3 separate regions of the Mus musculus genome follow, and all the other regions are linked to region 1. A link is a loop called in an ENCODE intact Hi-C map of the cell type or tissue named here. Cell type or tissue: left cerebral cortex. All regions are shown on one strand. Links, peaks and the distances in the headings refer to the core of each region. The heading gives the core; the rest is flanking DNA.

Region 1 (6,845 bases), core at 706-5,705:
ACATATTGTTTCATGTGCTACAGATTACAGCACAGACTACCCGAAGTCCTTATCCTTAACAGGGGTCATTTATTTTTCTCTGTTTAATTACTTAAGGGTGTGAGTCGAGTACTTGCAAGTGAAGTTATACAGATCATTAAACAACCTATGAGCCAAGTTTTGAACCAGTTCCACCTCTGGAAAATTCACTCAATTACCTGCGGTCTCAACCTTGTTTGCAAACTGAAAAGGTGAATTGATGGTTGTTAGGGGATCCAGGTGCTAAAGTTCTGTCCATCTGAGTTACTTCGTGGGAATGCTTCCTGTGATTGGTTTATACGCTCTAAGGTTGAGAATATATTCCATCTTACAATCAGCAGAGATATTCTCTCCCACTCCCCAGACACAATTAATAGGTAGTTAATCCCATGCTTTCCACTGCCTCATCTTTCCATTTAGAACTAGAATCTAGTAATCACATAGTGACAAATGTTCAAAACCAATCTGGATATTTCTACAAGTCAAGAAAACCAATACTTACATAGTGAACAGTTTTGCTTACATATCTCTTCCCTGCTTGACCCTATACACACCACACTGATTTTGATGAAACCATCAAAGAATGGGAACAGACACTTTACTAGTACTTGCAATGCATACTGAGTAGCTGCTATGGTTTGGACACGGAATGTCAAGGCTTGAGGCCTAGAGCGGTGCAATTGGGAGAGTGGAGAGTGCATGAGGCAAGGCCTAGAGAGGAGAGTTTATGTCATTTGGGGAATAATATATGTTTCTCCTATTTCCTTCTCCCTCCTTCCTTTCTTCTGAGCACCATGAGGTAAGCAACGGTCTACCCTACATTTCCCATCAATGTGCACTTGCCTTGTCACAGGCCCACAAGGCCAACTATTCAGAAATGGAAGCCCACAAAGGCATAAACCAACAGAAACCTTTTAATCATTGAAAGTGGATTATCTCAGATTTTGAGTTACAGCACTGGATAGCTGACCAACACCCGTGCACATAGTTTCCGGGAGGTGACTCATGGAAACTTCATTGTAACCTTGTAAAGTTAGCATTATTGTTGTCCCCACTACGTTGATGAGATGAAAACTGAGCTCACCTCACTTCACAGAGCAAGTGAGACCTAAAAGCAGTAGAGTCTGGGCTCTTAACCATGTCATCCCTCCCAGTCTAAGCAAAGGGGAGATGTTACTTCTCTATAGTCTTCTCTTGAGTCTCCTGATCACACCATTATGATCAACCACATCCCGAGCTTGACAGCCACAAGAGTCTAGAATAACCAGACACGTCCGAGGTAAGAAGGCTGACTCCGGTAAGGGAGGCTTCAGTCAAGCTTCTCCTAGAGGACAGGGACGGGCACTGATGTCAGTTCCACTAGCAGACATCTACTGATCACTGCAGAAGCCAGGCTGACGTTGCAGCTCACACCAAAGAAGAAAGGGTATCACTGAGATGAAAAACTAGAGCTCCTGTTTTCAGGCAGTTCTTTCTCTGTGCCTTCTTCAGTTAAGGTTTCTTAATTACTTCATTAAGTTGGCAACTGTCGTCAAGGTATCTTTCTTAGATCCCCACCCCCCAAATCTTAATACAGTAATATACCCAAGTATCTTGTTTGCAAATCCTTGATCGTTAGCCATCATTGTACAGTCAACCCCATGCTTTTTCTCTGCCCTGATACAAAAAGCTGTGGTAGCCACACCAACGTTACAGCCATTGGATTGTAATGCTGAGTCGCTTCCCTTCTGGGCACTCATTTATTTGCTATGGATTCATTGAGTACTTATTCTGTCCCAAGCATCATTAGGACTGATCTACTGAGATAAGTGGATCATATCTCTTACACTTATAAAATTAAAGTCTTGAGGGAGGGGGTCATACTAGTCACCTCTGCCATAATGCAGGAATGCACTATACTGTATCAACAACATATGTGTGGTCTCTGGTGACATGAGCATCCCGAGAATGGCTTCCCCAAGGCTTTGTGGGGGACTTGATGAACTCTACACATTTTATTTAAAGGCTAACTAAGAGTCTTGCTGTGAAATAAGGGCATTCTAGACGGCAGAGGTAATCTGGTCTCTAGCATCATAGCAAAGACCTGTTGAACACACGGGGAATGTTCCAGAATGGCAAAGGTTGCAAGAGATGACATGCTCTAAGGACTGAATAAAAATAACCAGAACTCCACATGTGACTAAGCTCAGCAAAGTTTGTCTTTGTTGCTGTTGTGACTCTTCCTTATATATCAGACACTGCTGAACTGCCAGAGCTAAGTACAAAGTCACAGTGTGGTTTTGTTTATTTTGTTTCTGTTTTCTTGCTTGCTCTTTTAGTGCATCTATGTCTTTATCTAAGACCAAAGGCAAAAAGCGAAAGAGATAAAGGCTCAAGAGCTGCACTTCACCTTGTGGTGCCTAGAGATTATTTTGATGCCTGGTGAAGCCGTGTGGTTATTTTCCTGGCCATCTTATAATCGGCCTGTGTTTTACTGTCTTTTCATTAATATTTCCAAGCGTATCTTTCACTTTCAGTTTTGAGTTAGTATTTGAAAAATCATGTTACTTATAGTGTTAATTTAATATCTTTCTTAAGAGCAGCAGTTCTCATCCTGTGAGTCGCAACCCCTTTGGAGACCGCAGATCAGATAACTCTATGTCAGATTATTTGTATTATGATTCATAACAGTCGCAAAATTACAGTTTTACAGCAGCAGCAAAAACTATTTCATGGCTGGGGGTCATCACACCATGGGATGTATTAAGAGGTCGCAGAGTTAGGAGGGTTGAGAACCACCACTCTAGAGCGTCTCTAAATCTGTGTCAGGTTCGAACCTTTTTACAACCCAGATACTCCAGAAAAGAACAGAAAACAGGTTTTTATATCATCTCAACATACCAGTCACCATCTAAACAGTATGCTATTATACATAGAGAACCTACTGCGTGCACAGCCTAATAGAACTCCAGTCTGAGGTAAATGGGCATGGAAGGCCCCAGGAAATCTCAAAGTACAGCCAGAAATGTTATGCTACCATAGTGGAAACTGCACACTAGACCCTGAGATCTCACACTTAACATGGGCGCAGACAGAGGAGGCACCGCAGAAAGATGCACAGAAGAAAACCATCGGAGATCTGAAGAGTAGTGATACCAGTGTACTCCAATAAAGAACAGTTAAGTTGCAGTCTCTCAAAACATTTCCAAGGCAACTGACCATAGACTTCAGTTTTGTATTGTTAGGAACATGGAGGTCTCATTAATCAAGATATCATGGAGGTCTAAATTTTTAACAAACTCAAAGCAGCCTAGACGACTCTGCAATCATTTCAAAAGTGGAATCAGAATGGAGCAGGAGCTAACAGAGAACTAACCAAAGGAAGGAAGGAGATAATAAGGTCAACAGACCCAAAAGAAGTTCCATGGCCAGTTCAAACTCTGAACTCGGCCACCTCCCTGGTGAGGAGAGTCTGATGGTGAAAACCAAAGTGTGTGTGTGTGTGTGTGTGTATGTGTGTGTGGTGTGTGTGTGTGTGTGTGTGTGTGTGTGTGACAGAGAGAACAAGAGACAGACAGACAGAGATAGAGAGAGAGAGAAACCCATAAATAGGATTTCATTTTATCATTTCAAAGACATCTGGAGGTGGGTGGCTGCTGGCATTGATTTAGTAATTCAGTTATGTAAGGACAGTCTTATGATTTTTCTCATGCAGCATAAGATGGTCACCATAACTGTAGGCAACATGGCCTGCTAAAATATGAAAATATGAAATATAAGATATGAAAGTTTCCCCATACTTCCTTGTCAGCCTTCGATTAAAGAATGAAAGTAGAACTTCTGAAAATTCGTCTGTCTGTCTGTCTGTCTGTCTGCCTGCCTGCCTGTCTGTTTTGTCCCTGGAGGAGAACAAGCCAGGAAAGAACGAGGTTTGGAAGTAACTTGGAAGAAGTGCATTGCTTATGGTTTTTACAAACGGTGGAAAATTACTGTACTAAATCCTCTAGCAAAGTTGTTGTTTTTTCACGCAATTTGGGAACTCTAATGGCATCTGCAGTCAGAATCGGAATAAGGGAGCCATCATGCCATGTTCCTGGTAATGCAAATGTCCCTGAAAGAATGCAAAGAGAAAACAGCAAGAGCACTAAGGAAAGCCCTGCATCTGGACGCGGGAAAATTATATGAAGCAAGAACCAGGCCCAAGTGCAGCGAAACGGGGCATCTAGAAAGAGCGCCTCAGGCCCGCCCTGCCCTTGACCTTTGTCCAACTGCAGAAGATGTAGTTCCTTCTGCTTTAAGATCCTTCATCCTAGAAGAGTCAGCTGAGTTCTGTAAATGTGTGCAGGGAATTGAACACATCCAAGGAGCTGAGAGCCCTGATTAGAGAAATCTGTCTCGGAGCATGAAGCCTTGAGTGGACACTTCACTGCCATCATCGAGAGGCGAGTGGCTTAGTTCACTGTGGATCTTACAGTGGCGTATTTATGGGCATCTGAAGTACTCATTAGGAGGGCTTAAAACATCCCAGACAGAGAAGCTCTGTTGTGTTTTAAATAACACTCGTAGAAGGCTGCTCTACATCACAGGTTAAGTATATCATAAAAGTAGCTCTTATTTCCACTGATATGTACTTCTGAACAGACATCTAGGGAGTTCTGGTGTGAAGACATAACTTAGAGGCAGCCCTTATTCAACTTTGAAGAGAGCTACCAATGTGTCTTTGAATTTTTAATCATGTCTAAATCCCATGAAATCTCTGGCTTTAAATATTCCATAGAATTGAGAAAATAACAAAGAAAGATGCCAAATAGCAAATGTCAGCATTTCTGAAAACCTAGCCATGGCTGTAAACAAGCCACGGACAACACTTCCCGGGGCCTTAACAGTGTATTTGTGTCAAGGAAGCATGTTACCGAGAGCCACACTGATTAATCTCAACGCCGTTCCTGAGCCGCAACACCGCCAGAAGACATGACAGATTGACGGGAGGAGCAAACTATTATTTTTCCTCAGTGGCCAATGCTATAACTGTTGAAATCATAGCTGGGAAGAAGCAAGCTCAATCATGTACTTCCTGTGTTCTTTCGCGCCAACTGGCCAATAATTTTCTCACTGAAGTAAAACTTGAGGGAGCAACCCACAGAAGTGAAGCAATTGCCCACTATGAAAGATAGCTCTTTGCATGTTAGGAGTCCAAGAAAAGGTGCCAATGTGCAAAACCCCAGAAAAAAATTGAAGTATATATTCTCAAAGTCAAATAGAATATATTCTAAGACGCCTAAATAAGCACTGCCTCTTCTTAGACATCATATGAAAGAACCGAGATGCTTGTGGCCGCAAATATTGTCCACAGAAAATAAACAACTATCCTATCTTCATTTGTGAAGATGAGACATAAGAACAATGCCATCAGAGTAACTGTCTCCTTTAGCAGAGCAGCATCATTGTGCTTTCTAGTGAGGAAAGTCACATTTTCACTTAAAAGAGGGGAAGTGAAGGACTCACTGACATGGGGAGAAAGGATGGAGAGACCAGCACTGGGAGAGAACAGAGAGCAAGGGAATGAATTGGACCCTTCAGGCTCCCTTGCCACCAGTTATTGGCTCCCCTTCAGTTTCAGCGTGGGGTTTGCTGTGGATTCCAAGATAAACTGGATTGCTTTTCGTAAGCCAAGACTTTTTAGACATTTAGTTTCTGACACAATGAATGAAGATTATGAGAGAAATCTGGCAGAAGTCTCTGTCTATGACAGCTCTTGTCTTCTGGCTTCTGCCTCAATGCACCATGGTCTTGGGGGATAGATTGATTAGTCAGGAAAAGAGATGGCCTTGTGAGGAGCCCTATTTCTTTCTCTGTGTCTCCATGCCATCCTGACCGGGTCTCCATGCTATCACCCATCTCTTTCTCTGGCTCTCCATGCCATTCTGACAATGCAGTTCTCATTCCATCTGCCCTCATGCATCACCACGGATGCTGCAAAACTCCCTGAGTCTCTAAGTTAAACTGACATCTTACGCTGAATGTCAAACTTTATATCTCTACTTACTAATATTTAAAACTCAAGACTTGGGACTAGGGAGATGACTCAGAACACTGGCTGCTCTTCCAGACAACCCAGACTCAATCACCAGCCCACATGGTAGCTTATACTCATCTAGAACTCTAGTCCCAGAGGATCGACATCCCTTTTCTGGCCTGCATGGCCATTGCATACACATAAACCACTCCCTATGTAATCCATCACTGCCTTGAGATCTATATATTCTATTTGCATAGTCTCCTATGTCTCTCTCAATTCTCTCCCCAGTGGAAAATGGTTCTTTACTACTGGAAAGTGTAATTCCTTGTTTATGAACAGTGGCAAGCAATTGCACTCGTGGTCATGCCAAGAGAGGGAGCATCACTGGGGTCGAGGATCTAGTTTCTGGGTGTTTTCAAATGTTTGGCAGTTGCTCCCGGAGAACCAGAGAGAGTAACTCAGTAATCCTAGGAAGTCTCCGAAGTTTCAAAGCTATGATTCATTTAACCTTACTTGTAACAATCTTAGCTTACTTTGCTCACTGTTAAACTTCTAATATCATTGTTGCAGAATAAACATCACAGTTTGTTTCTTAGGAGGCAACATTAAAGACAAAGAAATACAGGAAATGGGAAGGGACTGGTGCAGGTATTACATTGCACTCTTACTGAGTAAAACACTTAGAGACACAAGACCAGATCTATGTATTTAGAAACCTGATGTTTAGAAGACACTCTGAAATCAAGACTTCTTCCCCACACCTCCCCATAAGCAGCTGTTGTTGTACTTGCAACTATGTTTTTATGTTTTTACAAACTACTAATGCCGA
Region 2 (6,845 bases), core at 1,047-6,046, 72 kb before region 1:
GGTTAGAAGGGCTCTCCTTGGTTCTCTTGGCCCAAAATAATTCATGGAGTCAAAAAAAAATTAAAATAATCAAGACTTGAAGTCAGCAGTAATATCTATTCTATGCATGGGATAAAACAAACAAACCAAAAAAAAAAAAAAGATTTCATTCTCTATGGCTGGGACTGAGCAATTTTGTGTAAATGATAGTACCTATTTCATAAATATGATTTTAATGTCTGTGTTTTTGAGTTTCCCTCAGCAATGAAAGTAGAACCTTATTAAAAGACAAGCTTTGGAAGTCAAAGAGTGAAGAAGGCACATTCAGAAAGAAATGAGTGTGTTTCAAATCAGAAGAGGCCCCCAGAGCCATCCATAAACCTGCTTGAGGATTCGTTTGCCATTCATTCATCTGATGAAGGCTTTGTCAGGGTCCCATTCACTGCCATCCGTCTTGAGGAAGCAGAGGGAAGAGCCATATGAGGTGACAGCTTTAGTATAGAAAGTTAGCCCATTCATTCGTCACAGGCCTGCTGTTTCGTTGTGCCAATTTTGAGAATTCATTGTCCATAATCCACATAGTGCAGCTGCCAGGAGCTTGGTGTACCAGTATCAAGAAATGAAATCCCCATTGATGGAAAAAAAGGCCCCAAAGTCAATGTCAGATTATTGAGAACAAAGATCGGACATCAGATTAAAAAACTCAAGACTATTTCGGGGGCTGATGAACCAAGATCCATCTCCTCCCTGCTGGCAGTTCCTGGAAAATGAGCTTTAGAAGGCTCTTAAGATTCAGTAGACCGAACTTTCCCAGGTCTCCCTGGAGCCAGACCTGAGTCAGGACAATGAACGAAAGCAAAATGAAATAGGAGTGTGTAGGAGAGCTTGCCCATTGCTCTCTACAATGTTTCTTCTTGTTATGAAAGGAGATGGAAAAGCCACGGCTTTGGGCAAATAAGGAACGATATCGCTATAAAGATCCCCAGATCTCTGTGAAATGGTTGCCTATTTCCCGGAACAACACAGCAGCTCTGACTCAAAGGGAAGGTAGAGTTCAGACACAGCTCTTTGCATCCAACATCGCAAGCTGGGTCCTATCTCCTAGGTATCCAGAAGCAGACCCTATCTCTAGGAGAAAGCTATGCTTGAAGTGAGAATTCTGGCTTATCACTATAGCTCCAGCACTCAGCCTGGCACCTGGAACACAGTAGGTGTGAAATGTGAAATAAATGCTTGCTAAATTGTATAGAATGGCAGTGAAGAGGAGCCTGACTGACTTCAAGGAAGAACTCAAGACAGAAAAGGAAATACACACAAGACAAAAAGTAAAGAATGGCTTCCTATCTGTGTCTAATTCATGCACATTCTTCTAGCTCTTCAGCAGTGGATTACGTCACAAGTGCAAACAACAAACAAACAAACAAAAATGTTTACAAACCTAAGAGTTCTTCTCCCTAGTGTGCCTTTTGGTTAACCAGGTAAAATAGGCAAGAGGAGATAGGAAACGCTAAGACGGTTAGTGAAACTATGAGGAAACTTTAACTATATTGCATTATCATGCCAAACGACATTATTAATAGATATTGTGAGTAAATACAATAGGGGGTATCAATATTTCGTCCAAGAGACATCAAATTACCTACTTCTTTTCTGGTGTGATTAAAGTGATAGTTTTAGTTTACGTTCACAGAGCACACATCATATAGAGAGCTGCAGCATGTTGAACATTTGTGTAGATTTCACTAAATGTTAAAAGATCTCAGTTCCAGTTAAAGGACTCTTAAAACCAAGAATGTCTTATATCACAATGGTTATTTTAAAATGTTTCTGAATAGCAATTTCATGAGATTGTTGAAATATAGAGAGGTTATTATTATTCAATAAGGCTGGGATGTTACAATGCTAATGTAAATACATACTATTATGATATATAAAAAGATGGGCATTATAATGTCTCTGTTATGTTAAGTGCTCTCTGAGTAAAGGGAGCCGGATCCTAGTAGTTAAAATATGGGTAGCATCTCTCTACTGCTTATGCAGTAAAGGCACAGTATGAGCCTGTGGTACTGTTGGCCTAGCAGGAAGCTTTAGATAACTGCATGTGCATCTTCAGTGAAGATGGGAAAACATGCTCACATGCTCCTGTATCTCCCTATCATGGTAAGCCACCGAAGCTACAAAGCAACACAGCCAACTCATCGTGGGCAGCAACACCTCAAACTGGAGCAGGAGACTGACAGGGAGGCTCAGTCAGCAGAGAGGTGAATTCAGATCCCCAGCATCCAGGCAGAAGAGCAGCTGTGGAACTGCTCCTATAACACGGGCACTGGAATGGGTGTGCACCGAGACACTGGCAGTCCCTGGAGATTAGTCGCTGGCCAACCAAATTGGTGAATTATCTTTTCAGTGGGAGACGGTGTCTCAAAAAATAAGATGAAGAGCAATTGAGTATACATTTAACATCCACCCCAGACATACAAATACATATACACATACACACACACACACACACACACACACACACACACACATACACATACACACATACACACACACACACATACACATACATATACTTGCATACACATAAACACATATACCACCCAGACACAAATACACAGGCATATATGCATGCACACACACACACATGCATATATGCACAAGTATTTTTAAAAATACTATGAACCAAAATAAACCAGTATATTATCTCAATTATTGCTTTGCTGGAAACCAGCACAGTAGTTGGAGAACAAGTCTTAGAAATTAAGAAATGAATAGAAATACTTCTAACAAGAAAAAATTTACATTTCAAAGTCAATGACGCCCAAAGCCAATCCCTTTCCATCCTCATGGACTGTAATACAGAAATGTTCCCTTTGTCCTCTTAGGAAACAGATGCTTACCAACTTAGAGTGCGGTTGGATTTCAATAAACCTATCACAAGTTGAAAATATCCTAAGCCAAAGATGCATTTACTGCATCTAATCAACCACGCATTGTTGCTTAGCAGCACAGAGCAGTGAAGCAGCTGTGGCTCAGGGTCCCTGCTCAGCCCTGGGAGAAAAGAGTGCTGCTTAGATCTTTATCTGCATACAGCATCAAGATCAAAGATAAGCTTTCCTCGTTGTGTAAGGGTATGTGCATATAAATCATCACACATACACACACATACATACACACACACACACACACACACACATACACACACACACACACACACACACACACACACGTTTCCAAAGCTGACAACTATCTAGAAATTCCTATATAAACACTGAGGTTCATAATTTATTTTTGGTAGTTCAAAAAACAATCCTTTCCATGTGCAAGAAAACATGGTTATAGTATTTCCCTAAAAATGGAGAAGGGATCAGGGACAAATGATCCAAGTGTGGCTTTTATTAATCGATCACCTCTAAGGCAGACACGTCAGAATGAAAGTAAAGTAATACAGCATTGAAAACATACACTGTGGTGTAAAAACCAGAGCTGATTCACGTACACTTCCGGGTTATGCTGGCACAGTGTAGACACCGCTGAGCCAGCGCTAGCTTTTCTGCCAAAGAGATCCATCTCGCTCCAAGCTCAAAGATGTGGGGGTGTCACTGGCACAGGAACCACTCTGTGATCAATGGTCTTTGACATTTTCTCTAATTTCCCTTTCCCTTCCCACTTCCCTTTCTTAGCTGGCCCTGGGGTGAAAAGCTTGCTCCCATCAGCCGCTGCAGTGATCCACAGCCAGAGGCTTGGAGTAACTGAACCGCTAGCCAAACAAACCCTTTTTGTCTTTGTGGTGAAGACTTCACAGTCCAATCAAAGTTCTATCTCTATTTCACAGCACAGTGACAATATTGAAGACATTTTGAACAGCTTATCAAATATGATCCAAAGATAGCCAAGGTAAGAGCGATACTCAAACTCACTTCTTCAAAAGGAGTTATTGCTTCCTTTCAAAATTAATCCCATCAGTACCTTCCTCCATCCTGGAAAACTATTCTGTCACAATCCTCATTTCTCTTCCCAGTCCCCTTTCTCTTTGCTTCTCTCTGGGAGTCTTCTGCTTGCTTTCTGCGCTCGTTTGTCTTGGCTTTCATTCTTCTCCTTTATGAATGTGGCACCTGTCTCTCCCTTTATTTCTGTGTCATTCTGTCCCTGACGCCTGCTGTCCTTCATACGTGTGCCTTTTAACACCCAGGATTCCTTCTCTCATAATGGATACGCTTTTCCTGCCACTAAACATTGTAGGCTTCCTTTATCTGTGAGGACTCAATCTGCACTGCTAAATTGGCAGCAAAGAATTCCACCCAAGAATAAGAAAGGTAAGATGACATGCTCAGATAAAGGTATCCAAACCAGGTGATTAGGTCCAAAAGTGTCAAATCAAATAATGTGCAGACCGGACATCTGACATGACTCTAACTCGACAAGAATAGTTCAGCATATTTTGGTACAGAGAAAAAAAAAATGGATCCCAGAAAGCTGGGTGTGGACAAAAGAGATAGCAGAGAAAACCAGGAGCTCACCAGCAGTATCTGCTGGTGACTGCTCTACACCACACAGTGTGCTAGATTGCGGAACTAGAGCTGGAAGCAAGCTTGACTCCTGTGCCTTAAAGAGGCTCTAGTCTGGAGGGAAAGGAGGCAGAGCACGGAGGGAGAAGGCAGTGTAAAGATGATGTAAAGCTGCCACAATGGAGAAAATGCAGGCTCAACTGGAAGCTGCAGGAAAAAATGCTGCATTTAGCTCTATTTAGCCAGAACTTAACTGCTTTAGAAAGCTCATAGGGTGCAGAGCCCTAGCGTTTCTCCCTTTGCTGGGTACTCTGGCCTCCCACACAGTTAGATTGTAGCTGTGTGACGGAGTCCCAGCCTGTAGGAGGGAGCAGAAGAAAAGCATCACTTTTGGGCCTTGTCCATTAAACTTCCACTGTGGATTTACTCCCTTCTGGCCATTTGGAGGCTCTAGTGCTTTTCTGTCGTGTTGTCTCTGAGAGGGCTAAACAGAATGCTGGCTCCCACCCTCCTTATCTTTTCCCTTTAAGCTCCTATCAGTCTTTTTAATTTGTTTCAGATCATTCAGCCAGAATGATCCTGACTTAAGAATAAGGATTGAAGGATGTGAGGAAACTGCCCAAGAGGTGCAAGGCTGTCTGTGTCCCTCTCCTTCTGGATGGTGGACCCTAGATTGATAGATAGATGATAGATAATAATAATACACAGATGATAGATTGATAGATGATAGACAGACAGATAGATCATATCTATCATCTGATAATAAGATAGGTAGACGGATGATAGATAGACTGATATATGACAGATGATAGATAACAGATACATACATACATACATACATACATAATACATAGATTGATAGATGATAGATAATAATTATAGATAGATAGTAGATGGTAGATAGATGACAGATAGTAGACAATGAATAGATAGATAGATAGATAGATAGATAGAGAGATAGAGATAGATAGATAGATAGATAGATAGATAGATAGATAGATAGATAGATAGATGATAAATATTCAGAGCAACAAGGATGTATTCAATAGTCACCCCCTGCCGTGACTGTCACCCCTGCAGTGTATAAGAGTGAAAATCAGCCCCCACATCCTGTCAGAGCAAATAATGCTGCAAAGCCTAGCTATTGGGAAGTTTCACACACCACCCTGGCTTATATTCCATTACATATAAGTAACCTAAAATCTCACAGTAGTCTGGAGTTCATGTCATCATCCCAGAAGACACCCAGGGCATGCATGGATAGTAAACTTGAAAAGTGAACTGCTGTCTAAATTAGAGTGCCTTCTGCATGGGTCAGAAACCCCTGCATTGTACCACCTGGGAGCCACTGCTCCACCCCAGCACACATCTTCCTCAGAGACCCAAGTAGGGTTCTGAGTGTCAAATATGAATGTTCTGCATTCTTGCACCCAGGTGTTGTCAAGTGGGAAGGAATGGAGGCCACCACTCTCAAGAAGCAGATTGGGATGCCTGTCCCCTGAGACAGGGAAGAAAAACTCTCAGCTGAGGAGCTGCCTCTGACAGATTGGACTGGAAGCATGTCAGCAGGGCATTTTCTTGATTGTAACTGGTGTATAGGAGCCCAGCCCACTGTTGGCTGTGCCATCCCTGGTTAGGTGGTCTAAGAAAAATAGTTTATCAAGCCGGGGGCTGGGGGGTGGGGGAAGCAAACTAGTAAGCAGCATCCCTTCATGGTCTCTGCTTTGGTTCCTGCCTCTAAGTTCCTGTCTTGAGTCCCTGCCTAGACTGGCCATGATGCTGGACTACAAACTCTAAGCCAAATAAAGCCTTCCCTCCCCAAGTTCTTTTTGATCAGTGACTTACCACAGTAACAGAGTCAAACTAGCCCAGGAAGGAAACAGTCCAATATCAGCATGAAAACAGACTCATAGACCAGTGGGAAAGAAGGATGACACACACCACAACTCGCTCTTGACAAGGACATCAAAAGCACAGAGTGGAGAAGGGACAGCCTTCACAGCAGATGGAATAGAGGATTCAAGCTCGATCGATCCTCAGCTCTCCTCTTGTGCAATGGAAAACAAACTCAAATACATCAACCAGATGGAATAGGGGGTTCACACTCAGTCCTTAGCCTTCATCTTTGGCAATGGTAAACTCAAGGACATCAAAAGCCTAAATATAAAACCAAAAACTGTGATTACTGGGAGAAATTGTCAATATACCGACAACAGCAACAGTTTTCCGAATCAGAACTCCAAAGCAAAGAAAAGACAACACATGACAAAGGGAATCACATCAAAGCACCAAGATCCACACAGCAAAGGAAAGCCTACAGACTGGGAAGTCCATTTAACACCACTCACAGGAAGG
Region 3 (6,845 bases), core at 1,184-6,183, 110 kb after region 1:
TCCTAAACTCTGCCTTCCTCCCCTGGTCTGTAAACCACAGAGATGACTGAAGATTAATATTTTTAAAGTGTTCGGTATAGTGCTTATTACACAGTAAGAATTCAAAAATGATCCAATTTTGAGAGATAAATCTTAAAAAGGCTGGAGCAGGCACTTCACAAAAGAAGAACATCAATTGGCCGCATCAAGAAAAATGGAATGATATTCATCGTTAGTAATCAGCAAAATGCAAATTGATACTTATATGAGTATAATTACACATCCACCTGATTAGGAGAATATAAGAACTTGCAAATGAAGAACAGGGGAAAGCTCTGAGCTTCTCCTTCACGATCGCCGTGAGTACAAATTGCTGTGTCCAACTTAAAAATATTTTCTGAATTATTTATTAAAATTAAAGGCACATATGCATCAAAACTTAGCAATTCCTTCTCTTGATATTTATTATTCTAGATATACGTGATACAGTCTGAATGTCAACGGCAAAGGGACAAGCAAATTTTTAGTATATTCCTACAATAAAATGCTGTGCACCAACTCACATAAATATGCTCTATGTGTGAACGTTATCACTAGAGGATTAAGACCGCAGAAGCTCTAATGACAATAATGTGGAACTGAAGTGTAGACAAACTGAGATACGTATTGAAAAGCCACGTGGTTATACATTCTACAAAGAACAGCAGCAGGTGAATGACAGGTAGGACTACTGTGCTGTGGAGGGACAGGCACATGATCTGGAGTGCGCAGGGCTTGCTGGGAGCCTGTGAAGTATGACGCATGATTATCTTTGCCTTCCATTTCTGATTATAATATATGTTACATTATATATAATAGAAGATATAATATATTCTTCTAGTGGATGAAATATCTACAATTTTAGAATAAGCCAGTTGCATCCCTCTCTGACTTAAGATCTCCAAAACTATTCATTTTAGGATAAAACCCAAACACCTTAGCTTTGTCCAAGAGATCATGTCTGCTGTAACCCTCTCTATCCATGGTGATCAGTGTCCCCGCCATGTATTGATTGTGGGTTTTCCTCTGGCTAACCTCTTACTACACATAAACATCCACCAAAATATCCCTTGCATGAAATCTTCTTGACTAATTTTCTCTGTATTTGTGAGATTCTCTCTGAAATCCCTTTGAACCCTATGTCTGTCTATGGAACCACACTTCACAAGTATACAATCTTGTCCTGATAATAGCACATCATGTAAGTGACACATTCCTTAAACTGAGAAGTCCTGTAAGACAGAGAATTCCATCTAGCCAACAAATCAATAGCATATCTACACAATAGATTCTCATTAAGTATTAGCTTAATAAATAAATGTTTAACCTGGGGATAGAGCACACCTTCTAACTACATAACATATAGCAACATATTATAGTCAACCATATAAAACTGTCATTGTTATAAATCATAAGTGGTTGGTTATTGGCAATTATCTATGATTCTTCCTTCATAATGAACACACAACACATTTTTGTAAAGCACCCTATAGTGGACCTTGGATATTAGATTTGCATCTTCAGTGGAATGGTTGGTAGATTGTAAAAACCATAATGTAAATCACTATAGAATTAATTTCCTCAGATTTCTGCAGCTATAAGAGCCACATTAAGGCACAGGACAGCCTTGCTCTGAAGGAGCCACCAGGCAAATGGACATGAGACACTGATCGCCAACACCAACAGCTTCCTTTCACAGAGTCTTCCAGGCACTGATCCTGCATTCTGTTCCTCAAAGATGTTATTTGGCAGACCACAGCTTCCTTATCTCGACTTTAGCTTACTAACTGCTGACTTTGGTGACTGACTATGAAGCAAGTGTAGATTTGACTTTAGATATTGAATTTGGGTGCGCTAATCTTTTATAAAATAATACATTTTTTTCAGATTATTCTAAGTAGGCAGAGCAACTAACTATACCTTTAATGTTGTTTCCTGAGCAGATGAATTTGTAGCTGAAAATATCCACAAATGTGATGGAGTTCTCTTCCCTGTGTGTCTGAAGAGCTAAATGACGTGTGTGAGGGGGTGTGGGGGTGGGGTGGTGCATGGAGGTTTGGTTCTGGAATCAACCACTCACAATTTAGCTCAGAACCAATTTATCTACTGAGAGAGTTTAACCACTAGAGTGACATGCTGCCTACAAACAAGGCCACTTAAAAGAATGCTACCCAACCTTTACTCTATAACATGGAGTTATTAACCGAAGCTATCCTATGTAGACTGGGATGGCTCATAGAGGAGATTGCTGTGGTGTATCTCAAAACCACAGAATAATGCAGAACAGTATTAGAAGCACCACACCATCAATTAATATACATGTTCTTTTCCAATGATTTTTGCCTAGATCGACTCCATTTTGAGCAGTGCTTCTTCAAATCCATCTATGAGGCGATATGTGGCAATATGGTAAACGGGTCTTGTTGACTCTCAGCATCCTACTAAGGAATACTTGAAGATGCTTCACTTACCACTGCTTCTGTGGCTTCTCATCTATGGGAAAGGGGTCTTAACTCAACAGCGTCTTGCCTGAGTGGCCATAACCAAGATCTGCGATGATCCTGCTGGTGCTGTTCTCACAATAGCCTAAAACCAGAGCAGAACGATGCTTCAGTTGCATTTTAAGATTCCACACTCAACTTCATCTTCATGACTAAAACCAAAATACTAACATCAAATACAATAGAACAGTTTCCCCGGGGTGGCAAGGAAACAACATAGGACATTTGAGGTAAGAGTTTCTGTTAGAATCTGTTGCAAATGAAGAAACTTTTGGTGGCCTCTGTAGCAGAACAGCTAGAAGTTTGTAAACTCTGACCATGGAACTCAGTTACTAAGTATCTGAATGGATAGGATATTTACTTCTCTAACTGTGGACTTTCAATCAGTTCAGCTTCCACTGGAACACAGTCTTCTTTTTACAGCACAGTTCACTGGAAGAATGGCTACACAGCTACTAACAAAAAGAATCCCCTGGTATCCACAACATAAAAACTAAGCAGATGCTGTTCTGGAGGCAAAAGAGGCCACTATAGTAATCTGATCTTATTACAGACCCACTCCTTATCCTTGCTGCCTTCCTTATTTTAGAGCAGAGTCTCAAGGCCCATGCCAAGTTTTTAATGTTCTTCCTACTGTCAAACCTCAGGCTTGATATCCAGCTTAACAAATATGGCCGCCATCTTGAAATTATCTCCCTTTCTGGTCAAATAAGGGTCTCATCACCGTCCCTGGTGTTAATTTCTAGGAATACTTTCCCCACCATCCTCTCATCTACTTCTAACATCCAGGCATGGTCTGCTTCATCATACATAGCCATTTTAAAGCAGAGTGTATCTTCCTCTTCTTCATTCCTATTGTACTGACCATCAAACTGTCCTGTCTTCACTGTTTAAGTCAACTCCCCACACGAGCATTGACTCCAACACCTGAAACCCATCTCACCGTCTTTCATGCATTGCATTTTTCAATTAACAGACAACTATTGTGTGCCTAGTGTGCCCACTGTGTGCTAGGCTGATATGACACAGTATCTGAAGGGACAGGAAATTACTGTTTGGTGAGGTGGTTGGTGTGAAGAGAAAAGCTCCCCCTAGAGACACAAAATAAACACAGCCAAGTAAGTAGTCCTAGGAGCCTGCCTTCATACTCTGTGGTTTCAGGACCCATTTCCACATGGAAAGAGAACAATGACTCCAGGATCCCACACTTAGGAAGCATCTAGTACATCCAGGCCAGCCACTAGCCACACACCAGGACTTGGTTTTATTTCTATGAGGAAAACCCACTGACATGAATTTTTAGAGCTTTTAAGTCTCTGTTGCTTATGTTTTGTCTTGATCCTGAAATTAGGGAGGAAGAGGGAGGAGGAGTAAGGGGAGGAATTTGTAGAAACCTGTCCCTTACTGTGCAGGCTGCTTAGCAATGCCTGGTGCCCTGTGCCATGCCTGGTGCCCTGTGCCATGGCTGGTGCCCTGTGCTCTGCCTGATACCTTGTACCATGCCTGGTGCCCTGTGCTCTGCCTGGTACCCTGTACCATGCCTGGTACCCTGTGCCATGGCTGGTGCCCTGTACCATAGCTGGTGCCCTGTGCCATCCCTGGTACCCTGTGCCATGCCTGTTACTCTATGCCATGCCTGGTGCCCTGTGCTTTGCCTGGTGCCCTGTACCATGCCTGATGCCCTGTGCCATGGCTGCACCTTCAGTCTGCACACCACTCAGAGTGTGTGAGCAGTTGTGAGTGGAATAATTCCACCAGAGCTCGCTATCATTTATCTTTCTGTACAAAGCTTGGCTTTCCATTCCCACCAGCGCTCTTCTATGAAGTCTATGGGTTTTGTATCTTGGAGGCACCAGGGATGACAATGGTGAAAAAGGCCAAAGTAGCTTGTTGTGGGTCCAAAATGTCAATTAGACTACAAAATTCATTGCTGAAAATAGGTGTGTTTGGAAACTGCTTGCATACATATAAGTTTGATTTAGAGATCTTTCACTGTTACCCAATGTTGTTTCCACTCATTTTACCAAGATTCACTATTAAAAAAGAAAAAGAAAAAAAAAAGGTTTTTCTATGTTAAAGATGAGGGAAACAATGGTCCTCAAAATACACAGATTTTTAACTTTCCTTTCTCTAATTAGCTGGAGAGATTGAAATGTACTCAAACTGTGGGTGTTGCGGGGGTTGGGAGGATCAGTCTGCTCAAAACACTTGAACTTCAGTGTGAAAGCCAGTAAGGAGTAACTAACACACAAGCTCCCTTCTAAATGACAGCTTCTCCTCAAACAATATGCAGCAAGCCCTCTTACCCGAGCCGGCAGCACCGGGTCTCAACACAAGATTATGCAATGCAATAAATAATCTCAATATGCTGAAGACACAAATGGATTTTGTTCGCCTTGACTGATGATACAGCTGCCCTCCCGGGAGTCTGTAGGCCGCTTTCCCCAGGAGCCCTCCCCTCCTCACTAGCTCTAGCTCGGGGGAGAAGGTGCAGTCACAGATGCCTGTATGGAGGGAGCTCCTTTGCGTGCCCGCAGCCAGGAGAGCACTGCACTCCTTTCTAGTTGCTACTGGACACTTCTGCACCCCTCTATAAAAGACTGCCACCATGCCAAACAAGAGCTTGGGAAGGAACCTTACAGGAAGCAGGGCAGGGGTACAGGGATGAAGTCCTCTACAGTGTGGATCCGTTTGCTTCTCATACAGACTGAAGGCAGCCTTCGCCAGCAGCCCATTTTTCTGACAAGCAACCAAAGACTTGCTTGGCTTAGTCACAGCCATACCACTCCAGAGCTAGCCTCTAGCTACAAATAACACCTGAGGTCAGCTCTGGTGCAAGAAGAAAACACACCTGACCCCGTGCTTAATAAACAAGGAAACCTCACTGGGTCTTTATCTTGTCATCAGGATGGAAAGGCTTTGTGGCTAAGCTTATATTCCAAGAGACAGGTTCGTTTACATGAGCCTAGAATATAACTTTGAGTATATGTATATTCCTTTGAACACTTACATTTAGGCAAATCTCCTTTGCTCCTGATATTCCTATAGCACAACACTGGCAGCGAGTGAGTTTCGCTGTAGATTTCAAATAACACTTCTATGGCATCCGTGTCACCTCTCAGTTCCTCTTAACCTTGAAGCATCTTGACCACATACTATGAAACCGTAGTACTAGCTGCAGATGCGCCAGACAATGACAGAGAGAGCACACTCGGTCCCTGGGGGATCCGTTTGTAATCACCCCTTCAGCATGCAAACATATCCCCCTCCCCCAGCCGATGCTGTTTTGGGGGAAAGCAAGCAGGAAGCTGGAGGCAGCTGAATCTGCCACTCCCCAGGTAGTGTCTCAGCTCCCCTGTCACTGGGAACCTCTTTTCATTACTACTGCAAAAATCTTGCCCTGAAAAATGAAAGCTATGAAGGACCAAAATGAAAGCTATGAAGGACCGGAGGGAAGAAGAAGCCAACAAGGAAGCTGGAAACTCATGCTTAAGGTCAACCGCCTTTCTCATCTGCTTTTCTAGTACTTTGTGTCAATTTGAAGGGTAAGACCTAGACACCCCCCCCCCCAACGAAAGAGAGGAAACACACAGCAGAAGCAGCAGGACTGCTACATCAAACTGTCTAGCCCTATATCCCCATGATTCCAAAGTGGAGTTGGAGGCTCCTGAATCCATTCATGAGCATGGCTCCTGTGCTGACATGCTCACTGAGGACAGCCATCTACTGAAGCCTCTCTGAGAGAAGTGGCTATTACCGCAACCATTTTAAATGCATTGACCAGCATCCTGCAAACCCATCCAGGATTGGCAAAAGCAGCATTAGAAAGAGGCAGAAATTGGGCAAAAGAAAGTGGTGCCTGGTAACGGCAGCCTTCCTTCACTCCCGGCTGTGGCCTGTCCCATATGACTTAGCCTGTGTTCATGAAAGTTATCTCCGTCACACAGACACATCGCTCTGCAGCAAACGCAGAGCATGTAAACAACCTTGTGGCTGCTTCAAAACCTAGTGCCCTGGGGTAAGCCATTCCTTTCTGTGGCCAAATTGCAATGCCCTTGAAAGTTATCTGCAGAAGAGAGTCAAAGCAGCACCTAGGTCCTTCTATTTAAATGTCGGAAGGAAAAGGATATGTATTTTTTTCCTTGAAATATCCATAACCTGATTTACTTGGAGGTTTTTCAAATAAAGCACTCTTATTCTCTGAAGCACAAACACATAAATTCTGATAACTGTATCATCAAGCTCCTTTCCAATGACAGCTTTTTTTTTTCTTTCTGAAAATGCTCTGACATTTCTAGGGGACACAGTATCTCAGCACTGAATACC

What was found. A loop is a pair of places that touch in the nucleus more often than their neighbours do. Peaks named below come from ENCODE experiments on the same cell type or tissue, not always from the same donor. Only the 100,000 strongest peaks of a DNase experiment are listed, where the experiment ranks them.
Region 2: it touches region 1 in a loop (5-fold over the local background); 2 of 42 quality-filtered maps call a loop at or near these places.
Region 3: it touches region 1 in a loop (2.5-fold over the local background); 5 of 42 quality-filtered maps call a loop at or near these places.

The regions. Positions count from the first base shown.
Region 1 is chr5:103,090,725-103,097,569 of GRCm38, forward strand. All of the region lies in intron 2 of Mapk10 (mitogen-activated protein kinase 10), which reads right to left. Among named protein-coding and RNA genes, the nearest start is that of Mapk10, 120 kb to the right of the region's middle. In left cerebral cortex, for the core only: no CTCF peak of the experiment used is centred there; DNase peaks (open chromatin) are centred at 3,653 and 5,025; H3K27ac peaks cover 3,401 bases.
Region 2 is chr5:103,018,150-103,024,994 of GRCm38, forward strand. All of the region lies in intron 4 of Mapk10 (mitogen-activated protein kinase 10), which reads right to left. Among named protein-coding and RNA genes, the nearest start is that of Mapk10, 190 kb to the right of the region's middle. In left cerebral cortex, for the core only: no CTCF peak of the experiment used is centred there; DNase peaks (open chromatin) are centred at 2,171, 2,982, 3,578 and 4,798; H3K4me3 peaks cover 434 bases; H3K27ac peaks cover 2,514 bases.
Region 3 is chr5:103,203,337-103,210,181 of GRCm38, forward strand. It overlaps Mapk10 (mitogen-activated protein kinase 10), which reads right to left. Exons shown (of 14, transcript NM_001081567.2): 2 at 2,490-2,604. Among named protein-coding and RNA genes, the nearest start is that of Mapk10, 4.6 kb to the right of the region's middle. In left cerebral cortex, for the core only: a CTCF peak has its summit at 3,587; DNase peaks (open chromatin) are centred at 4,769, 4,992 and 5,748; H3K4me3 peaks cover 2,212 bases; H3K27ac peaks cover 2,000 bases.